Regions from separate parts of the Mus musculus genome. Here all the other regions are linked to region 1. Evidence: chromatin loops called from intact Hi-C (ENCODE). Cell type or tissue: left cerebral cortex. All regions are shown on one strand. Region 1 has its middle 11 kb from the start of Gm42196. Region 2 overlaps Tnik (TRAF2 and NCK interacting kinase). Region 3 overlaps Tnik (TRAF2 and NCK interacting kinase). Region 4 overlaps Tnik (TRAF2 and NCK interacting kinase). Region 5 overlaps Tnik (TRAF2 and NCK interacting kinase).

Region 1 (5,000 bases):
TTTGCATGAATTTCTCCTAGGCTACTTCCATGCTGCTTAAATACCACTTTTTAAAAGCAACATGGCATTGTATTTTCAGAGGCGATTTGTTTCCACTGCAGAGAGGGCTCCAGGAGGCCAGAGCAGTCTTTCAAGCTCTTCCCCTTGCAGGGAAGAACATTGACCAGTGAGCAGTTCTCTAGAACCCACAGTGGGATTTCATGGTTCCCCAGCCCATGCTCTCACACAGCTTCACTCTTCCTTTTAAGACAAAACTTAGGATCCAAGCTCAGCTTCCATATGTCCTGGGAAAAACAGCTCCGCCACCTGCAAAGACAGGGAGTGACTGTGCAGGAGGTCAGGTGGCAGATAGTAGCAATTCGTGTCCTAGCTGCTCAGCCAGGCCCACGTGCCTTGTGCTACGGACTCTTGGCTCTCTTTCTTGATACAATTTTTTGAGAACTCATTGAGTAAAGAACAAAAAGGCAGGCCCTGTGCTCCCTCCTCACTTCTTCCTAGAGGGATAGAACTGCGGTCACATTGAAATCCTGAGCATAATTTTACCACCCTGGAGGTGGGCACTCTCTCATAAGTAAAGCTCACTGGCTGTGTTGAGGCTCCAGCTCAGCAGCAGTTGAGCTGGGGGTTCGCCTGCACACAGCCCTGGCTTTAGTGGCCAGTACAAAAGCTGAGTTCATGAGCCAGGACACTGCAACTTCATTTCTTTCCCAATGTGCCCACTGTTTTCTTACTCGGATCTATTGGTGAGACATTTCACATGGAGCTCGAGATGACTATCTCAGCCCTTCCCATACGCACTCAGGGACTGGGGTTATTGAAACTATTTGTAGAGACATTTGGAGCTGGTTGGGTGATTCAGTTGGTAGAATATCTGCCGAGTTTGCACGAATCATTGGGTTTCACCCCTAACACTCCATAAATGGGGTGTGGTAGCACATATTTATAATCCTAGTTCTTAGGAGGTGGAGGCAGGAGGATGAGAAGTTCAAGGACATCTCCAGCAATATAAGCAGGTTTGGGCCGGCCTGCGATTCTCTGATACATGAGATCTTGTTGTTAAAAAGTGGGCTTGAAGAATAGAAACATGGCTCAGTGATGGACAGCACTTGTGTGTGTGACACACACATGCACACACTTAAAAATAATCAAAAATAAATATCTAAAAAGAAATCCCAAATGTTCCCAGGAGACCTCCCCAAGGTCAGACGTACACCGGGCCTCCGGCCTTGAGCACACTGTCGCCAGCTTGCATTACTGCATCACTAGTGGCTCCAGTATATCCAAGTGAAGAGTTAGATGCGCTCTACACAACTTTGAGTGGACAATACTGGGGGATGATTGTGTACTTGCATACATGTGCAGTTAGGTTGTGTGTCTGAGGTCATCCTAAGCTGAAGTTTCTCAGGAGCTGTCCACCTTGTGTCTTTGAGGCAGGAACTCTCATTGGTCTGGTCCCTGTCACATAGTATATAGGAGAACTGACCAGCAAGCCCTGGGGACCTTCCTGCCTCCGTCCTCCCAGCACGGGGAATACAAGCATATGCTGCCATGCCTGGCTTTTTCTGTAGGTGCTGGGGATGGCACTCAAGACCTGGCAAGGACATTATCAACTGAACTCTCTCCCTAGCCCAGTACATTACCTAAAGAAACAAAAGCAGGGTGTGGCCTAGGTAGAAAACAGACTTTCATGTCTTCATCATCAGCTCTAGCGATTGAGATCTGAGGTTTGGGTAGCTGAAAGTCTGTTCCATGGACCAAGCCATCTTGGGATAAACGGGTGAGGGCTTGTCTTCATTTCTTGTCCCATGTGGCTAAACTACTGCTTGGTGGGATGTAAAATTACTGACCTAATTGGTCCATTGTTTGCCAAGGATTGGTCAAGGGGGGAATCTGCATTGGGCAGTGGTGGCTGGGACAGCCTGGACCTAGTAGAGACCACAATCTCTTGAAGGAGAGATATTCTTAGATATGTAAGTAGTATGATCTATGTTGTAAGTGACAGAAACCAAATCATAAAATAAATATGTTTATCATGATATCTATTATATATACAACTTTCTAATGTTTGAAATTTATAGAATGATTAAGCGCCTCTCTGCCTTGTAGCTCACCTAAGAAAAAGAGTTTGCACAATTGAAATAGCTAAAACTACTCTCCTGCACTTGCACATGGCTTGCCTTTGCTCCGTATTATTTCTATCTTATGTTTATCCATTTCTGAACAGTATAGTAATTTTTATTGGTTTTACTATATTTATTCTGACTGCAGTTAACTGAACCTCTTTAATTAAAGGTCTAGTCAATACAATTCAGAAATTTTGAAGAAAGAAACTGGGCATACCTAGAAGATGACAACAGGAGCTGATGGACATCATGAGGTTTACTCAGGGGGAGCTCTGGAGTTAAGACACTGCAGCTCAAGTGTCCCTGTAAAGACCTGATTGAGAGAACTGTGGTCTCATTCAAAGATGATGCTGGAAAGCCACGGTGGTACTCAAGTTTGGGTTCTAGTGCCACCTAGAGGGCAGAATGTGATGATTCCCATTTTCTGCTGTGTGTAAGTAATTTTGTCAGCAGTTAGTTTTCAGAGGGCCTTAATTTTCTTAAAGATTCTGTGGTGTGTGTGTGTGTGTGTGTGTGTGTGTGTGTGTGTGTGTGTGTGTGTGTCTGTGTGTCTCTGTGTGTGTGTCACATGTGTGCATGTGAGCTGTTGACATAGATGCTGAGAAATGAACCTGGGAACACTGGAAGAGTGTTCTCAACCACTGAGCTATCTCTATAGCTCCACAGCACCTTGGTTCTAATATTTCATTTAATTTTAAGTAGTTTTCGCTGAAGTCAGAATTTCTTCACTTGCCTTTAGTCCTTTTCCTCTTTCCTTCTTTCTTCCTTCTCCTTCCCTCCCTCCCTCCCCCCCTCCTCTTCTTCTTTGTAATTTATTTTTAAAACAGGGTCTCCCTGTGTAGTTCTGGCTGCTCTGGAACAAAAATCTACCTGCACCTGTGTGCTAGGACTAAGGATGTGCTACATCATGTCTGAAAAATGTAAGAAGTTCTAGGTAATGAAGAAATTAATCTCCCAACAGATTACTGTGTAACAAATTTAATCCTTTTCTGTGCATCTATCTGATGTTATGATTGATGGTTTTGTTGCTATTGCTGTTTGTTTGTTTTGGTCAGACTGGCCTAGAACTTGCAATGTAGTGAGGATAGCTTTGAACTCCTAACAATTCTGATTCTACCTTCCAAGTGCTGGGGTTACAGTTGTGTGCCACCACAGTAATGTTGTTCCAATATAATTTTAGGGGGCTAGGATGTTAGCATAGTGGTTAAGAGTTGCCAGCACTCATGTCTGGAGGCTCATAGACACCTCTGGAGACCTGATGCCCTCTTCTGGCCTTTATGGGTAGGTGGTGGTTTGAGTATGCCTAGCCCAAGGAGTGGCACGATTTGGAGGTGTGGCCTTATTGAAGTAGATGTGTCACTGTGGGCTTAGGCTTTAAAACCCTCATCCTAGCTGCCTGGAAGCCAGTCCTCTACTAGCAGCCTCCAGATGAAGTTGTAGAACTCTCAGCTCCTCCTGCACCATGCCTGCTTGGATGCTGCCATGCTCCTCACCTTGATGATAATGGACTGAAACTCTGACCTGTAAGCCATCCCCAATTAAATGTTGTCTTTATAAGAATTGCCTTGGTCATGGTGTCTACTCACAGCAGTAAAACCCTAACTAAGGCAGGGTACCTTCACATATGTGGGAATACTCACATAGACAAGTTCACACACATATAAAATATTTTAAAAGACTTTATTCGGGTAGCATCTATATACCATAAAATTCAATAATTTAAGAAATGTAATTTGGTATTTTTTATTAGTTACTGAGTTGGACACCATTGACCAGTGTTAAAACATTTTTATAACATGAACAAAATCTCTCCTGTCCTGTATATTAATAGTTAGTCCCACTTCCCATTCTTAGCTGTGTGTTCTGTCTCCAGAAAGCCTTTCCGAACCCCTTTCTTGTTTGGGTATTTCATGTAAATGGAGTTATGTAACATGTGTGCCTTTGAATCTGGCATTATGTTTCTGAAGTTTATCCATGTTGTACAATTCATCAGTACTTCATTCTTTTTAGTTGTTGGGTAGGTATTCCACTGTATTTGTCTACTTACGTAGATGAACATTGGATTGCTTCTAATGCCTTATTACTATAAATACTTGTACAGTAATTGTCTTTCTAAGGAAAAGTAACTTTTATTGCTAAACAAAATAGTACATCAACTGTGCAAAGGAGAACGTGCATAAATGACGTGGGTCAGGAAGAAAGTTAAGACCAGCTGTTTGAGGAAGTGTTTTCTCCAGAGTTCAGCATGGGAGGCACTGAGAAGCAGGTCCTTGTAGAAGCACAGCAGTGCCGTGGAGTCATTCAGGATGCATGCTGATGGGACAGCAGCACTGAGAGGTGACTAAGGAGCACCTCCTTGGGAGCACTACTGAGGTTGGGAATTTATGTCTCATTGCTACCCTCACAAGAAGGCAGGGCTCATGAGGACATCTCCAGAGGGAAGACTGGCATCAGAGGCATCCCAAGTCCATTCTCTGTGGGTACCTTCAAGATCTTGGCAGGTCGGATTTCTCACCAATATCCCTGGAGGCAATGAAGCTACTTCTCAGGGCTCTTCTGGGAGGATGTGTAAGAACACTCAGCGCAAACACTAATGCAGTTCATCATGGTGCCACATTTTCTCTGTAAGAATGAGTTGGGTCCACGACACGCAGAAGTAGTAGTGGTGACCTCTGCTTACCCTGGGAAGATTTTCCATTTTTATTTATTTTATGTGTTAGGACCACATGGTCAAAGATTGGAGGACAACTTTATAGAGTCAGCTCTCTCTTTCCAAAGACAGAGCTCAGGTCAGCAAACTTGGCAGCAAGTGCCTTTTCAAGTATCTGCTGAGCCATCTCACCTGCCCAGATTTTATATTTTCCCCATTAGATGTTT
Region 2 (5,000 bases), 240 kb before region 1:
TAGATAGACATTTCAGAGCTGAGGATGTTGTGCGCCAGTTCTTCACGTCGTTGATGGACTTTATTCTCTTGGCAATGAAGAAAAATATTTAATAAAAATCTGTAAAAGGCGATTTCTGAAACACCTTAGGATTAAATTCTCTTTTGTAAGCTTTTAATTTTTTCTTTATGTTAAGGCAGTGGTTCTCAACCTTCCTAATGCTGTGACCCTTTAATGCAGCTCCTCATGTCATGGTGAAACCAACCATAACATTATTTTTATTGCTACTTTATAACTGTAATTTTCCTACTGTCATGAATCATAATGTAAACATCTGTTTTCCCATGGGCTTAACTGACCCTGTGAAAGGTTATTTTGACTCCCACAAAGGTCTAGACCCACTGGTTGAGAAACCCAGCCTTAGGGGTTAGAGAGAGGGTCCAAAGGTTAAGAGTGCATAGCACATGCCTTTAATCCCAGAGTTAGAGGTTCAAGATCAGCCTAGTCTACAGAGTCAGAACAGCCAAGGCTGCACAGAGAAACCCTGTCTTGGAAAAAAAAAAGTGACTGAGGATGCATGCATGCATGCATACACACATACACATAAATAAATGAACAAATAAAATCTCCATTATTTTAACTTCAGAGTTGAGTATGGTAGCACATGTCTGAGGTCCTAGCAAGGCAAACTGGTAGGTCAAGAGTTCAGGGCCAGATTAAGTTCCATCGCACATTATTGGTAAGCCTGAGCTACATGAAACCTAATATATATATATAAACATATATATATATGCATGTTTATATACATATAGTGTATATAAATGTATGTATGTATGTTTATATACATATATGTGTATATACATATATACACACATATGCTAAAAGTGTATGTAATGTATATATGCATATATATGTATATACTAAAAATCAATATACATAAGGTATAAATATATACATTATATATACACATAATATATATAAATATTGTGTATGTGTGTATATGTGTGTACTTTAAACATTACTGCTGAATACTAAATTTCAGTGGACACCAAAGGTTACCAACAGACCTTACACCAGTGGGTGTAAACAAAGATTTATTTCAGACTCATGGAGCTAAAAATAAGACGGCTGCCATGAGCGTGTAGCTCAGTGGAAGAGTGCTTGCCTGGTGTGTGCGAAGGTGTGGGGCCCATGCTTAGCACTGCACAAAGAAAAACAAGCTGCCTGCAAAACCACACAGAATAACATTTTGTGTTGAGAAAGGTATTATCCTTTTTATTTTCAAGTACCCTGAGCAGGCAGTTTTCCAGAATTCTATAGAGAATATTCTTGCTGGGCAAGAATTCTGCATGGGGAAGCTCTAATGTCAGTGTGAAAAGAATTTAGTATAAAAACAAATTAAAGCAAGAGAGGAGGTGTTTTCTCTTTCAGGTAAATTGAGGCTTAACTATTCTGGTTTCAGAGTACACTGGGGCTGGCCTTACTGCTGGTTTTAAAGCATCAGGAGGGTTTTAAGGAGAAAAGCAGCAGAGGTTTTATGGCCAGTGATTGGTTGATGGACAAACATGGTAAAGAAAACTGCCTGGGATCCTTTCCCCAGGAAAATGGATCCATGAGCTGTTGGCTAGAGAACCTAATTTATTAAAACTCTCTTTGAGCCTTAAGTTCTTTAAGTTCTGTTCAAGGTATTCAGTCAAAAGAACTAAAACCTTTTTAAGGGACCAGAAATGATGAAGGAAAATGCCCTAGAAAGGTTATTAAGTATTTCTCCAAAAGATTATAATCATTTTGAGACAAATATTCTATGAGCTCCATACATTTCCTGCCAGTGCCCCTTTCAGTAGACAGGCAGTTCTAGCTTCCTCCCTGTAGGGGATGCCAGGCTACATCAGGACTAACCGAATCAGCCCTGTCCTAACAGATGGCTTCTGGGAGTATCGTCACCCTACAGTGCACAGAGGGGACTGATCACTCTGTGACTACTCTTAATTGCCAGGGCTCTCAATAAATAAATAAATAAATAAATAAATAAATAAATAAATAAATAAATAAAATATAAAAAAAAAGCCCAGAGGGAGACGACCTACCTGGTCTATCTGTCCCTATTACTGATCAAGCCAAAAAAAAAGAAAAGAAAAAAGAAAAAAAAAAAAAAAGAGGACCTTCTTTCATGGGCCTTCTGGCTTTGGACACCCTGGCCCACTGCACCAGAGTAGCCTTCCAGTTCTTTAATTAGCAGTTAGAAGCAATAAAATAAAGTCCCCATGGTGACACTCTAAAAGTCTCCATGATGACACTCTAAGATGTCTTTTGCCGAGAAATTGCCTAATAAAATTTTGTAAATCGCTACTGTGGGGATTCACTATAATGTCCCACAAATGAAAAATTACAACAAAAAGGTAAAATTGAAAAATACACACAGGGCAATTGGCTGTGTGTGGAAACAAAGAGACGGATGTGGCCAGGCTACCGTTGGTTCTCTTCTGCTGAAAGTGTAGTGCAGGGGACACACCAAGGCCTTTGTCTTATATTTCAAGGGAAAGGGTGTCTGGCTCCAGCACCATAATAAATAAAGTCACTTCTTAATTCTGCATTGTTCAAAGGTGTGCATTGCTCATTGGGGTTTCCTCTGGGATATAGGGTATTGGGAACAAACATGCTTAGCGCACAAAAGGTCATGAGTTCAATAACCAGACCTGGGACAGCAACAACAAAGCGGTTATCTTTTCAAATATATAATTTATGGGGGAAAAAAGGAAGCAAAAAAACATGTTGTATATCTGTTAGTTTCAATTTGGAAAACATCAACTCACCAGTGCCCCTCCGCCACCGAGCTAGGAACCACATGTGGGCAAACATGCAGCAGAGGAATCTCACTTGTCTCTCATTTCTCACAAGGTCTTTCCAGCCTTCATTGTAGAAAAGCTGCCACAGAGAACCAATGAGCTCGCTCATCAGTAGTTCCCTCTGCCACAGAGAACCAATGAGCTCGCTCATCAGTAGTTCCCTCTGCCACAGAGAACCAATGAGCTCGCTCACCAGTGGGTCCCTCTGGTTGGCTGGCTGAGCATAGCACTGGCTATGTTTCCTTATCCAACCCCACAAGGGGGCCCAGCAAAGCAAATGTAGCCTCCTGGAAACTCGATTCCCTCACGGGGAGGCAATGTGTCAGATGGAGAGGCCAGCTCCCAAGCTGTGACATCTGTGGCAGGAGTCTTTCGATTAAATGTAGTTGCCTTTCCTTTTTTTTTCCTCCTTTTTTTTTTCTTTTTAATTCTTAAAATTCTCCGTATGAGTGAACTGGAAACAGACAAAAGCGTGATTTCTGCAGCAACAGCTGCCCAGACTCATTTTCTTTTCATGGCTTACATACTTGGAGCGCTTCGTCCCCAACGGCTGTCCTCATACTGGCAAATCCAAGAAATTCAAGACGTGTAAACAAGGATAGATTTGCCCTTAAATCCCAAGGTCAAAGGCAGCATCTGTTGTTCTGGAAAGAAGGAGGACTTTCTTTTGCTGGTTCGTTTATTGAGGTTCTGACGGTTGGTTAGGTTTTCTGTTGTGTTTTTTTTTCCTTTCTTTTAACAGAAGTAAACAAAAATGCTATAGACGCTTCCTTGTTCTAATAGGAAATGCAAAACATTAAACATCCTACAGAAAGATGTATAAACATCCTTCAATTTGATATTTGATTTGCACATAAGAAAGGCAAGCCACACTGTGATTTTTAAAGCTGATAGGAAAAGTCATTTTCCATACTGACCCCTTTTCCCCAGATGACATTTGGTCATTAAATTATTCAAGGAGTTTTTCCTTTTATACACATTAATACTGTCCACCACCATGCCAGTCCTGAAAGGCAGGTTCACCTCCTGTAGGACACAGATGGATTATGGCAAAGAAGGATCTCACAGTACAGGCAGATAAAAAAGATTTCAGACTAGCAGATTAACACACCAGGCAAGGACAGAGGAAGATACACAATTACTGACAAACAGAACCAAATACTATTCAGAGTCACCATTTTTTTAAAGGGAACATGTTGTCATTCTGTTTTGCCTGTTTATCTCTACCCTGCCACCCAGCTAATTAACATATGTGTCAGTTCTAATTTAACCAACGACTTTGAAAGTCCAGAAAACCTGATTAAAACAACAGTAGTACCCGGAGAAAGATGCCACCCGTTTTCCAGGCGTGTGCCCTAGTAGCACATGTGGGCAAATGTTGCATTTCTAACTTGAATCCGTATGGATTGTGGGATTAGTACATGCCTGCCTTATTTTAATACCAATTGCCTGGAAAAGATACTCCAGTTTATTTAATTTTTATTTATTAATTTAGTCTTTTACTTTACACACGAGCAATGTGTCCTGATAGCGCTCTTTTGTCTTCATAGTTCCTTAGATCCACAACCCCTCCCAGTCCTGCCAGGTCCTTTCCCAAGGTTCACTGCTTCTGCTTTTATTCTTGATCCTATAGAGCAAACATCAGTAACCAATTCTTTTATACAGACGTGAATTCCCAAAAGCTATATTCAGAAAAGGTGAATGTGAACATTCTTATAAATCATAGGTCAATTATAATTGAGATTCACAGTAACATGCTCAGTGTCTTCTTAAATGTGACTCTCTTTTTATATTTAAGTAACTAATTTTAGTTCTGCAAATAATATAGGAATCATGCTCACTTAAGATCATCAAATCACTCAGAGAAAGAAAGTACCCCCTCCTTAATAATCGCATCATAAAATCAAATTCTCAGGGTTGAGCACTGTTACCACTGATAGCAAGCATACATAAGTACGGTGAGTTGAGACATTTCACACTGTCAGGTGTCTTATGGAAATTTCCTAATTGAGTAGAATTTCATAATATAAGGCAGTGAGAAGGTGACATGTCTGCACCTGTGACTGAAGTCTGATTAGAGCCCAGCCTGGTTTTTCCTTTGTGCTTTTGTGTGTGGCTGCTTTCCTGTTTCACATGATGGACGGGGGAGGGGGGGTTGTGGTATTAATCAGCCTT
Region 3 (5,000 bases), 230 kb before region 1:
TTAATGCCAGGAGCAGCTAAGGAAGTCTGACAGTCTAAATCCTCCCCAAATTATTTTGAAGTGACAACTTAAAATTATGTGTTGGCAGAAATCAAATATTCAGGTGTAATGGGTTTAATTAATTTAAAAGCCTCTCTTTTAAGATGATGCTGTAATTGGCAATATAGCCAAATGCCTAAAATACCTTTTGGTGAGAAGGCTTTAAATGTTCAATTATAATGATTTGAGAATCTTGCATGTGAGAGAGGGATTTACATATGCATAAGCTCCTGGCCTCAGGTTGGGAGGCAGCTTCTGCCTGCTTGTACCCCTTAAAAGGCTGTCACAGAATGGATGTGGTGAAGGCTGGAAATTCCCCAGAAAGGCAAGCCCTGCGGAGACTGCAGCAGCAGCCACACCCACCTCACGGCCTTTGCACTGCTGTCTCTGCTGCCTCTTCTTTCAGCTGACAGAGGGCTGCTTTGCGCTTCCCTTGTGGTCTGCTCAAGCCTCACACTGGCTCTGGGGCCTTCTCTTCTGCACCCATAAACTAGCATTTACTCACACTTGAATGCATACACATATGCACGCCTGCGCACACGTGCACACTTGACTCACACCACACTTTCTTCTCCAGAGCAGTTTTGCAACCTGACACTTGAATTATTCGAATCTTCCTTGTTTCTCTCAATTGTAATTCTTGGTATATACTAAATACTCAATTTAAGTAAGTGTCTCATTATTGTCATGTTTAAAAATGACTTAATAAAATGGCATTTTCCATTGTCTTATGAGGCATTAATACTTGCCAATGTGAATTCAAATGATTTCTCACTAAGATATTATATGCAATGTTTACATTAATGTGGACAGTAACCTCAATACTTCCAGGCTGAAAAATATGGGCAAATCTTCGCCCTTTCACTAAATGAGTTATGTCCTTGAAGCATTCCAACGTTAATTCTATGACCTTCTGGTTCTTTCAAACATAAAATACAGGTAAAAATTTCAGATTTCAGGGTTGTCATGAGGTTAAGAAATAACAACGTTAGAGCTCTGTGCAACATACAGGAAACAAGAGAATTGTTCTCTCCTCATTTATGAAATCATTAGCCAGCCCTCAGCCGCGGTACATGAGAAAAAGCCTCGTAAGGTCAGCAGAATGTGAACTGAGGCTCGCTCATCTCTACAACCTGACCTACTTCCAGCTATTTTTGGTTCACATGAACGAGTAACGTTGCTAGAAGCTGATTCCACAAACTGTCCATTTAAAAGCAGCAGACATTCTCTGCCTCCCTTCCTGGCTTCCAGCTTGTGGGAATAGGGGAAAAAGAGAACAGGCCTGTGGCTCCAAGCCTCACTTGAAAGATCTCTGGAGGAGAGCCTATAGTGTGACTTTCAAAGTCTATTCAAAGTCAACGGGCGGGCGTGGCTGAAGGCAAAAGGGGTGGACCTGAAAGAAACCAGCTTTTGGCTACATTCAGTTAAGTGGTTCCTTTAGGCAGTCCTGATTGCCCTAAACTGAAGATTCAAATATAAGCATTTGAAGGATTACAAAGTTGTGATTTTGGATGTACATACTGCTGTGCGTGTGTGTGCGTGCGTGTGTGTGTGTGTGTGTGTGTGTGTGTGTGTGTGTGTTTCCCATGGCACCCAGTGATTTGGCTTTTGACATTTGTACTCGGTATTAGAGTTTGGGTCCTGGCGCTTGCCTGTTTCTAGCATCTCCCCAGTCCAATGGCTCCCTTGTTAAGCATCAGTAGATGTGTTGAGAGATGGATTCACCAGAAAAGGCCTAACTGGGCTGGCTTTCTCTTCAGAACACAGACACGCTTAGTAGCTACTTCTCCTGCATCAGCCGAGCGTCCAGCACAGACTCAGACTGAGACATAACTAACGGAAAAAAAAATGTTGGTGGCGGCTCTGAGGTATCTTCAGAAAGAGCAACGTCCTTTCCCTCACAGGCTACAGTATTCTTTAACTCAATCTAGCTGCTAACAAAGATCGAAGACAGCAGGCTCGTTTTCCCACAGGAATAGACAGGATTAACGACAGCCAACCAAATTGTCTCTTAATTTTCTTTTCTTCTCCCTCCTTGCTAGCCTTCCCAAGGCAGAGGGTATAGATTTTCCTTTAGATAAGGATGTTAACTCAGGAGGGAGGCAGAAGGGCACTAATAATGAAAGAGTAGGGTTTTTGTCTTTCATGGTCCCAAGAACTCCACCTTAGGAGGAAGATGGGGACATGATATCTTGAAAGAGCTCTTCTCTAAGCAGCCAAGGAGGAGATTCTTGGGTGAATCTTCACATATATCACATCTCCCAGTTATGCCCACCGAGCTCTCCAACCAAATCGAAATGAGAACCTCTGCTTGGCCTCTCAAACCTACAGACCTAATTATGATCACAGGGAACCCAAGCATCAAGCTCTTTGCCACTAGCCTGCAGACGCCCTCAATAACAACACTCACAGGAACCTGCCTAAAGATGAGTGGGTGGCATGAGAGAGGGAAGAATACATTTGTTAGGCCTTATTTTAAAAGATGGAGACAAAGACACAGACGGTCTTACCCCAAACATCAGAAAAACAAGTTACAGGCTCTAGATTATACACACACACACACACACACACACACACACACACACACACACACACATATATATATATATATATATATATATATATATATATATATATATTGGAGAACAGGGTAGGCCTTCAAAAGTGGAACAGGAAAACTGAGTGCTGTGGAAGCTGTGAAGCAGCACCCACGTTCTGATCCTTACCAGATGAGAAGCACAGGGCACAGTCCCCCGCCAGGCCCTGAACCAGCTCTGTTTTTCCTGATAAGAAAGGGGCCCCGGCCAACATCCCACCTCACACTGAGAGCCTGAAGTCACCCTCCCCTTGACTGCAGGGCAACTTTCGGGACTTTACCTGAAGAAGGGTTCCCACTGGAAAGCCTGGCAAAGAGAGAGGCTCCCCTAGATACCAACTGCTGTCATCTTGTAATATTCCCCGTGATGGCTTTGGCTTGCTCATGACAGGGCTCATTATTTTTAGCCTCCAGCTTTGGTGAGCCGATGAGTCAAGACTAAGTGTTAAAATAGCACACTCACTTGGTCAACCCGGTTTCAGATGGGTACATTGTAAACTCCACTCATGGAAAACTGGCTTTCACTGCCCTGAAGGGAGTCTGAGGAGGGATAGTAAGCACTGCACTCAACGGAGAGGCATGCGCACTTTCCTTTGTTTCACATGCGCTATTCTGGAATCAAATTCCATAGTGAGTCTATGAGAAGTCACGGAACCACTGAAATCATTTTGAAACAAACACTGAAACGAAATTGGGTTTTTGAGTGCCCCATGCTCTATTCCTGGTGACTGAAAATGCTCACTGGAACAAGGGGCTGTGGAGTGGCCTGGTGCTTACTGCACTCTTGAGGACCTGGGGGCAGACCCCTAGCACCCACCTAGAAAGCCAGGTGTGGTGGCCCAGGCCTGTAGTCTAGCCCTGGAAAGGCTGAGAAATGTCAGTCTTTGGACTTACAGGACAGCCATCCTACCCAAACCCACAAGTGCCAGGTTCAATAAATTATCTCAAAATAATAATGATGATAATACATACACATGCATAAGCATATGTGTGTACACTTCTCACAACAGTAAATAAATTAAAAAATAGTCTATGTCTCATGCATCCTTTTGTTCAGAAATATAATTTGTTCTTTAGGAAGTGTGGTGGTTTGAATATGATTGACCCATGGGAAGTGTTACTGTTAGGAGGTGTGGCCTTGTTGGAGGAGGAGTGGCCTTTTGGAGGAAGTGTGGCATTGTTGGAGGAGGTGTGGCATTGTTGGAGGAGGTGTGGCCTTGTTGGAGGAAGTCCATCACTGTAGGATTGGGCTTTGAGGCCCTCCCACTGTGGAAAGTGAGCCTCATCCTGGCTTCCTGTGGATCAGGATGTAAAACTCTCAGCTTTTTCTCCAGCATCATGCCTGTCTTCAATCTACCATGCTCCCTGCTATAATGATAATCAACGGAATCTCTGAAACTATAAGCCAGCCCCAATTAAATGTTGTCATTTATAAGAGTTACTTTGGTCATGGTGTCTCTCCACGGCAATAAAATCCAAACGTAGGTAATGCAAATAATTATGAAAAGTTATCCCAGTAATGTAAACTATGGCAGCTTTGATTGTCTTGGTTGTTTGCCTTTGTTGGTTGGCTGACATGTGCTGACTGGACTCTAACTCAGGACATTTCATGTTAGTCAAGTCCTTCACTGTCCAAGACCCTTATCCCCAGCCTAGGAACTATTTTTAAAATAAAATTTATTCTACTTTTCAAAAGTAAAATGGATATCAGAAAAACTAGGTAAATGATCCTAGACACCTCTACTGCCTCTGCTACTTTTATTCAAACCTGATACTATTCTAAAATTTAAAAAATAATACTCATTTTTTACTGTAGAATATTTTCAAATTTTAAAAATATATAAGAAAAACATCTGTAAAGTAAGTTTACATGTCTGTGGTTATAATTCTGTATCCACATATAAATACAACATCAATTTTCTCTTGATATAGTCTTTTTCATTATTTAAAACACTGGTACAATAATGGCATACAGATAATAGGGCAATCAACCACTTTCAATTAGATATGAGATGGGGAATTCAGGCCTGTAGTATAAACCTAATCAAAATCCCATGGCTGAGAAGATCCCAGGACCTACAGGGAAGAAGGTAAACGTACTCTTACTAAAAAGAATCCCTCATACACACCTCTTAAAGGATCATGTCATTCCATCACATAGGTAAAGCAAAAATAGTTTGCTCCTTCTACTGTGAACCATTTGGCATGCTTATTTATTTATTTACTTTGGCTTTTGGAAATGGCTGCATAAAGAGTATAATTGTACATAAAGCTTTCTCATATTTTTGAAACTTTCCTCAGAGATGGAGATGGGTGAACAGTTTTAGATATAGCTGAATTGATTTCCAGAGAATGGCTACAATGC
Region 4 (5,000 bases), 380 kb before region 1:
ACAGCTGCTGTCTTACAAACTCCTTTCAACTTCTTAATGCCTTGAATAAAAACATGGCGTCTGGAGTTACAACACCCATCTTGCAACCGGGGGCAACATGCCAACTACTGATGAATGATGCTGGGGAAGGAAGGGGGGAGGGAGGCAGAGCTTCTGAAGATAGATAGATAGCCATGCTCCTCACATTGGCTCTGGGCTTCGTTACTCTAGATTTCCAGTGATGGGGTAAGGGTGATTCCAGCCAAAGATACTTGAAAATGACCCTAAGTAAGTGTGTATGTATCTATATGTGTGTGTGTGTGTGTGTGTGTGTGTGTGTGTGTATATATATATATATATATATATGTTTGTGTGTATACATGTATAGATATGTATATGTGCATACATGCGTGTGTGTATGTATATGTTTGCATACATGTATACATGTAGTATGTATATGTGTGGTGTGCTGTGTGTGTGTGGTGTGTGGTGTGTGTGTGTGTACACATTCACAGCAGTAGTAGAAGAGAAACACGAAGAGGCAGAGTTTGACAATAGGGAAATCCTAGAACTGTACCACAGGAAGCAGGAATGGATAGTAAAAAAGCGATGCCTCTCTTGATTAGCCTTCTTAAACACACACACACACACACACACACACACACACACACACACACCAGTTATAACCAAAAGCCCCATCATTCCATCCAAATAAACTGTGCATCCTTGTCTAGTCACATGACCAGGCTAGTCACATGACTATTGCTTCTTGACGTCTTTGTTTCCCATTATTAACAGGATCATTTTGGACTAGAGTTATACTATTTTTCCAAGAGGAAATATTTATGTTCTTAAATTCCTGTTCAGATAAAGCCAAAGCTGCTTGTAATCTCTGCTTAACTGCCTGTGTTGCAAGCTGTAAACGTCCCTGACAGGCCCTGCCTAACCTTGAGATGCATTACTGGATCCCAAAGACACTTCAGAACTTAAAGGAGAAAGTGCCCCATTCCCACTGGCAAGGTGATGGCAAGAGGGGAGCAGGGAGGAAGTGGGGGAGGCAGGCCTTACGTTTCCTCCTGGCCATGGTGCGGCTCATCCTGACTGGTGGTGGGAAATTCACTCTTTCCTCAGCACTGGGCTGCCGTGCCTGCAGCATGACTAACAGCCCATCCCTGTGCACATTACAAACAGAACAGAGACAAATTATAGTGCCTCTCAGAAGGCAGGCGCAAGGTACAGCTTCTGGCTGGGGCCTGGGGACATTTGGCACACAGTAACCTACACAAAACAAAAGGCATTCTTTCTGACCCGGGCTGCCCCATCAGAGTGGAAGAGAAGCAAAGCATCCCTAGGTTAAAACTGCCACTCTGGATGAGGGACTAGCCAGGAGCCTGGTGTGCACCCCTGCAGCCACAGACTCTGAATGTCTCTGACACAGCTGGAAACACAGTGGCAAGACCAAGCCAGCAAGAGTCGGGATTCCATTTCCTCAGCTGCAACGTGAAGAGAACACATAGCGTGCGGGGTTGATATAAGAATTCAATAAGTTGATATGCTCTAAGTACCTAACATGACACGATGCACATAGCAGACATTTAACAAATAAGGTGCAGAAGGACTCTCGGGGTCATTTATTATCAACTGACAGCTCAGTCAGCTTGCATGTCCAAATGGAAGACTATTTTCATGGCTGGGAAGCACTGTAGAACCATCCATGCTGTGTGTACTTGTTATCAAGCGATTGTCTGTCTGTCTAAACCACCAAGCTACCCTCACTTTGGGATACTTAGGCCCTCACAATTGTTTATCTTTCTGACATCTGACCACACTCTGCTAGTGGGGGCCCACAGTGAGAGACTTTTAGGCTTCCGAGCCATGAAAATAGTCTTCCATTTGGACATGGACGTGTAGTTTGTCTTTCTGTTTTGAAAGTTTTCAATAAAAAAATCATATACATGCGTGTGGTCCTTATGAAGATCTACTTAGACTACCGGTAGGAGCTGCAGAGAAGCAAGTTCTGGTTTAAAAGGAGCCAACAAGAGATGGACAACACCCACAGAGAGCTGGGTTATAAGAAACTGCTTGTTTCCTTAGGTCACAAAGAATCGTCAGAAAAAGCAGCCTTTCCTGAGATGTGTGACTACAAAACTGCCCCACCCCATCTCTTAGCACGTGTCAGACACTGTGTGATAGCTTTATAAATATTAACCCACTTTATGGTATTACAACATTGTGATAGATAATTGATTATTCACGTTTTGTGCAGGCCCAGAGAAGTTAAATGGTTCCCCGGAGGCACTGCAAGAATAAGAGGCATGGTCTGGTTTATAGCCGTCCTGTCTGACTTCAAAGTATCAATCATGCTCACTCTCATTTCAGATACCTCCATGCTAGACGACCCAAGGGAGGGTCAGTGAGGAGGTCCAGGCAGCCGCAGCCACTGATAACCCCATCACAGAGAAAACAAAGAGACACCGCCCATTCCTGCCATGGGAGACTGTGGGGAGACCCATCCTCCACTGGATCAGTCTCCCTTCCTTCAGCACTGTCCCTGAAGGAAGGGAGACTGCTGCTGAGACTGAGGAGACAATCCCACCTGGTGGCACTACCTGGTGACTGCATTGTCGTCTTCTGTCTGAGCAAATTCAGAAGGACCTATGTATAGGGCTTAGTACACAGGAAGCAGGAGATGCTTACAAATGGAATTTCTACCCTGCTTGGCAATCTATCCAATGTGTTCTCTATGATACCTGCCTTCCGGTGATTCTCCCATTACATAACTGCTCACCTCATTTCCAGCTGACCCCCTTGTTCAAAGGGCCATTTGCATGCTGCCTGAATAAAGTCTGGGTTCTGGGATACTGAAGGAGCTGAGCCGTTTCTTGGCAAGCAGTGGAAACACCCACACCTGCAGAGAGGCTGCCACTTTTGTGAGACAAGGCTCTTGATACAATAGAGGTGAGCGACACAGCAGGTTTTGAAAGGCCAGGCTCATAGGCAGGAGCCCACTAGACATGGGGTGTGGGGAGGAGGCATTTCCTTGGACTTACTTCTATTACCTCACTAGCTTAATTATATGAGTAAGTTCTACTGATGCAAAGGCATTAAACAGGACAGAAATAAAATAAGACCTAAGAATTCATCATTCAAGTGCTCGAAGACCAAGTACTCTTCTGCATTCCAGGATATTTGCAGACTGACCACCACCCCATTGTGTATATGCATGTGCACATGCGTGCATGTACGTGCATACATGTGTGTATGTGTGTATGTGTGTACGTGTGTATGTGTGTATGTATGTATGTGTGTATGCATGTATGTATGTGTGTATGTATGTGTGTATGTATGTATGTATGCATGCATGCATGCATGTATGTATGTGTGTATGTATGTATGTATGTATGTATGTGTGTATGTATGTATGTATGCATGCATGCATGTATGTATGTGTGTATGTATGTATGTATGCATGTATGTATGTATGTGTGTGTATGTATGTATGTATGTATGTGTGTATGCATGTATGTATGTATGTATGTATGTGTGTATGTATGTATGTATGTATGTATGTATGTGTGTTCCCACATCAGGGGAGTTGGAGTAAGACTACATTAAGAGGAGGAAGCTTTGGTATTTACATTTGGGTACCAAGCACACAGGATACTCCAGCGCCTCATCATTCAAGTGGTGCACAGTATTCCACTGGATAGAGAATTCCGTTTTTATCCAACCAATTCTGATGGATGTGGACTTGGCCACAGAGAACTTCCTTTACTACGTATCTGTTGAGGCAATTACTTAGGACGATAAAATACCTGTCAGATTCCATCCTACTGAAATACAACTCACAGTAAGTTTTAAAAATACCAGTTTAAACAGCCTAGGAATTTTGAACAGTTTTATTAATTTCAAATCTTTGAATGCTTATTATTAAATAGGAAAGCTTTCATTATTGCCCTGCATACTTACAAGAGAAATGAAACCTTTCCTTTTGCTTGAAGTGTTTTGACAGAATTTCTGAAAACGAGAATGGAAGGGCCCCCAGGGGAAAGCCAGCACACCAGGCAAATGCAATGCAGGCTCTCCTCCTAAGCATTTGGTGAGATTTCCCCCGTACCCAGCAGATTCCACACAAAACCAGACTACAGTGAAAACCCCATCTCCTCACACTCCTTTCCACTGATGTCCTTAGGATATTCAGTTACTTTGACTTTCAAAAGAAAGTTCTGAACTGGAAAGATGGTTCAGTCATTATGAATAGGTTCTGTCCTAACACAAGACCTAAGTTCAGTTCTGAGCACCCACATTGCATGGCTCACAACCACCCATAACTCCAGCTCAGAAAGATCTGACACCCTCCAGTGGCCTCCAAAAGCATCTGCAATCAGGTACACATGCACGTGTGCGTGCATACACACACACACACACACACACGCGCACATGCACAGGCATACACAATTAGAAATCTTCAAAAAGGGAATTTGGAAAAATAGAAACTTCTACCAGTTCTTAAAAGCACCTCAAAAATAAACTAAATAATAGTCAATCAATAATAATAAATGATAAATAACAAAATAAAATAACAAAATAATAATAATAATAACATAACAAAACCAAACTATGGACTTTGGCATTTCACCTTCATTTTAAAGCCAGCACTTTCTTGGTGAAGCTTACAGAATCCAGTGCTGCTCAAAGTATCAATTATTCAATCAACACTACCTGAAAATGCTGGAAGCATACATTTAATGTATGTGAGAGTTCAACATTTGAGATCATTGCTGAGGCTGGGATTCCTGTTGGTTCAAATAGACTATTCCCCTACATGGACCAAATCCTGGAGCATCATAGGTCTCTGGTGAATGCTCCACTAGGAAATGGGTTATACAGAGACAGCTCAGCTAACTACACACACACACACACACACACACACACACACACACACACACACACACACACACTCATGCGCATGTGGGTGCACACACACATACACAAACATACACAGACACACACAGACACAC
Region 5 (5,000 bases), 390 kb before region 1:
AAAAAAAAAAAAAGAGGATGAAAACAGCTGAATATCAGCACTCATCTCTCTCTGTGTTCTTGATTGTGCACACAGTATGACCCCTGCCTTAGTTCCTCTTCCACAATGGGCTGTATCCCTTCTTTAATTGTGACCTAAAGGAAACCATCCTCTCTGAACTTGATCTTGCCAGGTATCTGTTATAGAAATGATAAAGTAGTCAATGTAGCCCATGAGATGACACATGCCTGCGGATGGCCAGCCTGTTCTTCTGTGGAAAGGCTTAAAATACCTCCCCGGAGCAGTGACAGGAGAGGAGGGGATGGGAAGTGAGGCCCACGGTAGACAGTAACCCCCACCCCCAGAAGCTTGGCACATTACAAGCAGAAATCTGGCAGGCAGCAAGCTTTGCAGAGTCACTGTTGCTTCCAGGGGAAGGAACGGAGCTGGCTCCTCTCTCTGGGAGTCGGATCCAGGGAGGAAAGGAGAGAAAGATCTCAGAAGAGTGAGGAGGGGCCCTCCTGCGCTCTGTCACCACATGCTATGTGGCACCCAATGAAAGGCTGTTGCTGGGGAGAGAACATGCATTTCTCTTACCCACAGTGACCCTCTGAGAGGAAGGAGAGCAGGGAAGGCTTTGCCTCCTGGTTACCAATAGCAACTCACAATCCCCTTGCAGGTCTGGCAACTGAGAGACTGTCATTGCTTGTGGCTTTTCTGTTTCCTTCCCCTCTGTGTGCCTTTCCTCTGTTGAGCCAGGGTTGCCATGTCATTACCAGCTGATTGGTAGTAATTAAGCCTGCTCTATGTGGTGGGTGGTGTCTGTGGGTGGGAAACAGGAGGATGCCAGTCAAGGGCCTGAGCCTTAAGTCATAGGAAAAGGGACAAACAATTTGTTCCTGTTTAGTTGAATTATTCAGGGCTTGTGCCTATAAAATCACAGGAGGTCACAGACTGGTAGGGATTGGCTCCAATGCTAGAGGAGATGTAAGAATGTATTAGGAGGCCGTGCCACTTCTGCAGCAGGGGAGACGGGGGGGGCATCGTATAACAAAGCATAAAGACCCCCAATGTAAGTACACAGAGAAGTGACAGGCAACATTTGGCATAACCTGAGGACTCCATTTCCAAGCCTCACCTGGTTGCTCACCATCCACACTCCTGTCTTACCCCGTTCTCAGGGAGTAGCAAGTAGTAGCTCTCTTTAGAACAAGTCACCTTTTTGTCAGGATAAGCTTATTAAGAACAAAGGTTGTACTCCTGTCCCCAAATAGAAAGCCAGCATGTCCTGTCACAAAAAGAAAGGGACTGAAAAAAAAAAAAACTCACAAAGAACCACAATTGCTCATGCCAGAAACATCACAGGGACCATTAGCAGGTCTGTGTGGGCGTGCAGGGAGCCACTGTCTTGAGGAATAGAATGGGCTGACTCTAAATCATCACCTTTTCCAAAGAAATGTGCCGTGCAGCCAGGCTAGCATAGCCTGCAGTCGTAAATCACATCATTTTCGTGCCATTACTTGGGCTCCATTTTGGCTAATAGCTCCCTGCCTCGAGGATAGGGTTAACAAGCTGCTGTATAGACAGCAGGTAGCCAAGCCTCAAGTCCAAGATCAATGGTGGCATACAGAATGTCACCTACCAAGCTGTGGCATGCATTTTTAAAAAGTATCTAGCCAGAAAGACCTAGGGATCAGGGGTAACTCAAAAGAAGATCTCAGAGAGAGGCCGGGTGGGTGGTGTGGTCGCTACAGTGCTTGTCATTCAAGCACGAGAACTGAGTTCAGAACCCTAGCACTCGTGTAGAAAGCCAGGTGTGCTAGCGTGTGCCTGTAATCCTATGAAAGATGGCTGGGGCTCTGGTATAACAAAACACTTTGTCTATCGAAGTAAGGGAGGAAAGCAACTGTGAAAGATAACAGAGGCCAACCCAAGGCATCTACATACAAGCACATGTGTGTGCACCTGCAGACACATGTCCACACATACACACAAAAGTGAAAGATCACAGGAAAGCTTCGCCCTCAGATCTGAAAAGTACTGTGGAGCAAACTCACCACTTCTTAGACTTGAGCCGAGGTGCAGGGTTCCGTGGGATGAGGAAGAGGGCTCTCATGGGATGCATGTCACAGAGGGCTGCAGGAGACCAAAAACAAGGACCAGAGCCAGTCAGAGGCCACCCACACTACCATCCTGGCCGCACACAAAGTATGCACATGTCCATAAGGCTCTTGGGAGCAAGGGGTCAGGACCTCAAAGCTTCCAACTTGCAGACAATCAAGAGCTGATGTCTAATTAGATGGATCTCATAAAACACACATTTCAAACAGACATTAACATCCCTCGGGGTCACACCTTTACTTCATAAGGAAAACAAGTCACGGGGTCAACAACTAGCCACCTGCCATTCAAAATAAACACCATCAGGTGACAGCTATGTTGGCGTGGCTGGGGTAATTTTTTTTAAAGATTTTATTTATTTATTCATTATATGTAAGTACACTGTTGCTGTCTTCAGACACTCCAGAAGAGGGAGTCAGATTTCGTCATGGATGGTTGTGAGCCACCATGTGGTTGCTGGGATTTGAACTCCGGACCTTCGGAAGAGCTGTCGGGTGCTCTTACCCACTGAGCCATCTCACCAGCCCTGATTTTATTTTAACAGAAACCTAAGCCACAATATAACTGGTATCGAAACATCCAAAGTCAGTGTCTTCCCCACTGGAGGCTCATACAGGCACTGCTAACTATGCAAATTTTTAGACTTTTTGGTCCTCTGCCAGAACACCATTCTGTTTCCAAATGTCCCTGCTAGCTTTTCAGGGTGCAAAATGTGCTTTGTTTTTAAATCCTCTGGCCCCAGAATGATAGAAGAATGAAGTCAGCTTACAGACATGATGTAATTTTATCATGGTCATACTCTCTATTCTTATTTCAATCAACATATCTTATTAGCTTACTTTCTCACAGTGAGAATACAGGATTTTTTCCCCACTTCTCTTCTATACCAAGATTGAGAATATATGCTTTCTCAATGCCAGAGGATTCTGTGGGCAGAGTTTATTTATAGTCCTGTCTACCACTAGGGATGATAACACAGTTTTAAGACTGTGGTATCCAAATTTTCTGACTCACAAATGTCATTGTGAACAAAGGCAATCTTGTCAACAAACACTCCCGGGCAGTCATGTTGCAGATGGATTCAAGGAACTTAGATCCTCGTGACAGCAGTGACGGTGTGACAGCAGTCACGGGGTCAGGAAGAGTCCTGAGTTTAAGAACCATCTGTCCTGAGGGTGAAGGGCCTTTTCAGTCCTGGGAAAAGTGGCTGAGCAAGTGTGACAGGGTAGGAAACACAAGCAAGGACGTGACTGGGGCCAGTTCCCATGTAAAGGAAGGTAGAAAAGTTGCCGGGAAAGGTTCACTATCACTATGCAACTATAGCCCTGGGTTAGGGGAGGGAGGATCTAGACTGTCCTGTAATCCAGACACAGTCTGCCTGGGTGTTGCTTGAATCACAGCTGCCTGCAAAGTGAATCCTTGTCTGTCAGGAAAGGGCGAGCCTTGCTGTCTTTACTGTGGTTGGCATGGGTGGGTAAAGGAAGACTCCGTCAGGGGGTCTGGGAGGTCCAGTCAAAGTCTCCCAGGCCACCGCTGCAGCTCCCAGAGGTGTTCTTTGGTACTAACACAGAAAGTCCCAGGGAACTTGGGAAGTTCTCAAGGTTGCCAGTGTCTGGGACAGGGCTCCAATAAGGGCACAGACATCTAAAGCTCCAAATGTTTATATTTTCATAAGAGGGTCAGCCTCCGACTTCAGGGATTTGCGAAGGCTGCACCTGAGGAATTCAGCTTTGGAGTTTTGTAGTGGGGAGCTGACCTTGTCTGTGGGAGTGTCTATGGTGCCTGTGAGAGAGGCGCAGTGCCTCCAGAATGAGCCACACTGTAAGTGGGCAAGACAAAACGCCTCCTCCAGTGTCTGCACTCTTCTTCCTAGCAAAACACAGATCTGCACACTGCTCTGCAACAAACAGATTCCTGGTTGATTTAAATTGCCTCTGCTTTCTAAATACGCCACATCAGACCCATGCCGAGCTCAGCGTAGCAGAAGTAGGCCAACCGCAGCCCTGGCAAGGAGCCCGCAGGACCTGCAGAACCAACCAGCAGCAGATTTCCCCCAGAGGAAGGAACTTACGGGGGGCACCTTCTGCCATCTCAATGGCGGTGATTCCCAAAGACCACAAGTCACTCTGCAAAACAAGAAAGCACAGATACACACATAAATTCAATCAACAGAGGACAATTTGGTTAAACCTGGTAATTACTTCGGAACAGCCTGTGGGGAAGTCAATCCATTGTCTTTACAAACCTATTTCTCCAACCAGCTGCAAAGCCAGAGGAGTCACGCTCACTTCTCATCATATGTATTTTCCTGGTGCCTGTCTGGCAAATAGTATGTTTCCAATAAATGTATGGAAAGAAATATAAGGTTTTAAAAAGTTACTTTATTACTGAGATTTAAATGTCAGTCAAACCATGTGAAATTTTGCTCTTTTCAATTTTTTTTTTAATTCTTGTAAAATAGTGGATTTCATGCTGTTGTCAGAACATCTGCCTAGTGTGGACCTTCCTCCTGGCTCTCTTCCATTATCCACCTCTTTCCCTTCCATTCTCTAAATAGTCTCCCCTTTCTATTTTTCTATCAGATATGCAGTTTTTCTTTCAATGCTTTTATTGAATTATAGTTGTTACATAGTAAATGGCACATGTATGACGTATACTGTTTGATGAGCTAGGTCACTAATGTGACCCCACCACCACGGCAACAAACATCACACCTCCAGAAGATGGCACTCTCCCCCCTGAAGCTTCCCCTTTCTTCCCCATCCTTCGTTCGACTGTCTAGGTAACTTACCCACCTGTTCTCTGTCATGGTAGATTGATTTCATCTTCCAAATTTTATAGAAAAGAAATGTAACAGTAGGTGCCTCTCGAGTCTGGTTCGAATTGCTAATCAGAGAGTT

What was found. Hi-C counts contacts between places; a loop is a spot of excess contacts. Peaks named below come from ENCODE experiments on the same cell type or tissue, not always from the same donor. Only the 100,000 strongest peaks of a DNase experiment are listed, where the experiment ranks them.
Region 2: a loop joins it to region 1, with 4 times the contacts of the local background. A loop is called at or near these places in 14 of 42 quality-filtered maps.
Region 3: a loop joins it to region 1, with 3 times the contacts of the local background. A loop is called at or near these places in 13 of 42 quality-filtered maps.
Region 4: it touches region 1 in a loop (4-fold over the local background); 28 of 42 quality-filtered maps call a loop at or near these places.
Region 5: a loop joins it to region 1, with 3 times the contacts of the local background. A loop is called at or near these places in 30 of 42 quality-filtered maps.

What each region holds. Positions count from the first base shown.
Region 1 is chr3:28,163,277-28,168,276 of GRCm38, reverse strand. No RefSeq gene overlaps it. Among named protein-coding and RNA genes, the nearest start is that of Gm42196, 11 kb to the left of the region's middle. In left cerebral cortex, a CTCF peak has its summit at 2,502 (motif pointing left); a DNase peak (open chromatin) is centred at 2,504.
Region 2 is chr3:28,407,342-28,412,341 of GRCm38, reverse strand. The region is part of intron 2 of Tnik (TRAF2 and NCK interacting kinase); the gene reads right to left. Among named protein-coding and RNA genes, the nearest start is that of Mir466q, 10 kb to the left of the region's middle. In left cerebral cortex, CTCF peaks have their summits at 1,842 and 3,073 (motif pointing right); DNase peaks (open chromatin) are centred at 1,864 and 3,021; H3K4me3 peaks cover 495 bases; H3K27ac peaks cover 960 bases.
Region 3 is chr3:28,397,824-28,402,823 of GRCm38, reverse strand. All of the region lies in intron 2 of Tnik (TRAF2 and NCK interacting kinase), which reads right to left. Among named protein-coding and RNA genes, the nearest start is that of Mir466q, 20 kb to the left of the region's middle. In left cerebral cortex, no CTCF peak of the experiment used is centred here; DNase peaks (open chromatin) are centred at 1,303, 1,879, 2,446, 3,079 and 1 more place; H3K27ac peaks cover 2,505 bases.
Region 4 is chr3:28,545,692-28,550,691 of GRCm38, reverse strand. The region is part of intron 7 of Tnik (TRAF2 and NCK interacting kinase); the gene reads right to left. Among named protein-coding and RNA genes, the nearest start is that of Mir466q, 130 kb to the right of the region's middle. In left cerebral cortex, no CTCF peak of the experiment used is centred here; DNase peaks (open chromatin) are centred at 1,116 and 2,830; H3K27ac peaks cover 844 bases.
Region 5 is chr3:28,554,154-28,559,153 of GRCm38, reverse strand. It overlaps Tnik (TRAF2 and NCK interacting kinase), which reads right to left. Exons shown (of 33, transcript NM_026910.1): 8 at 4,172-4,226; 9 at 2,037-2,115. Among named protein-coding and RNA genes, the nearest start is that of Gm52603, 130 kb to the left of the region's middle. In left cerebral cortex, a CTCF peak has its summit at 2,503 (motif pointing right); DNase peaks (open chromatin) are centred at 1,308, 2,778, 3,048, 3,958 and 1 more place; H3K27ac peaks cover 3,267 bases.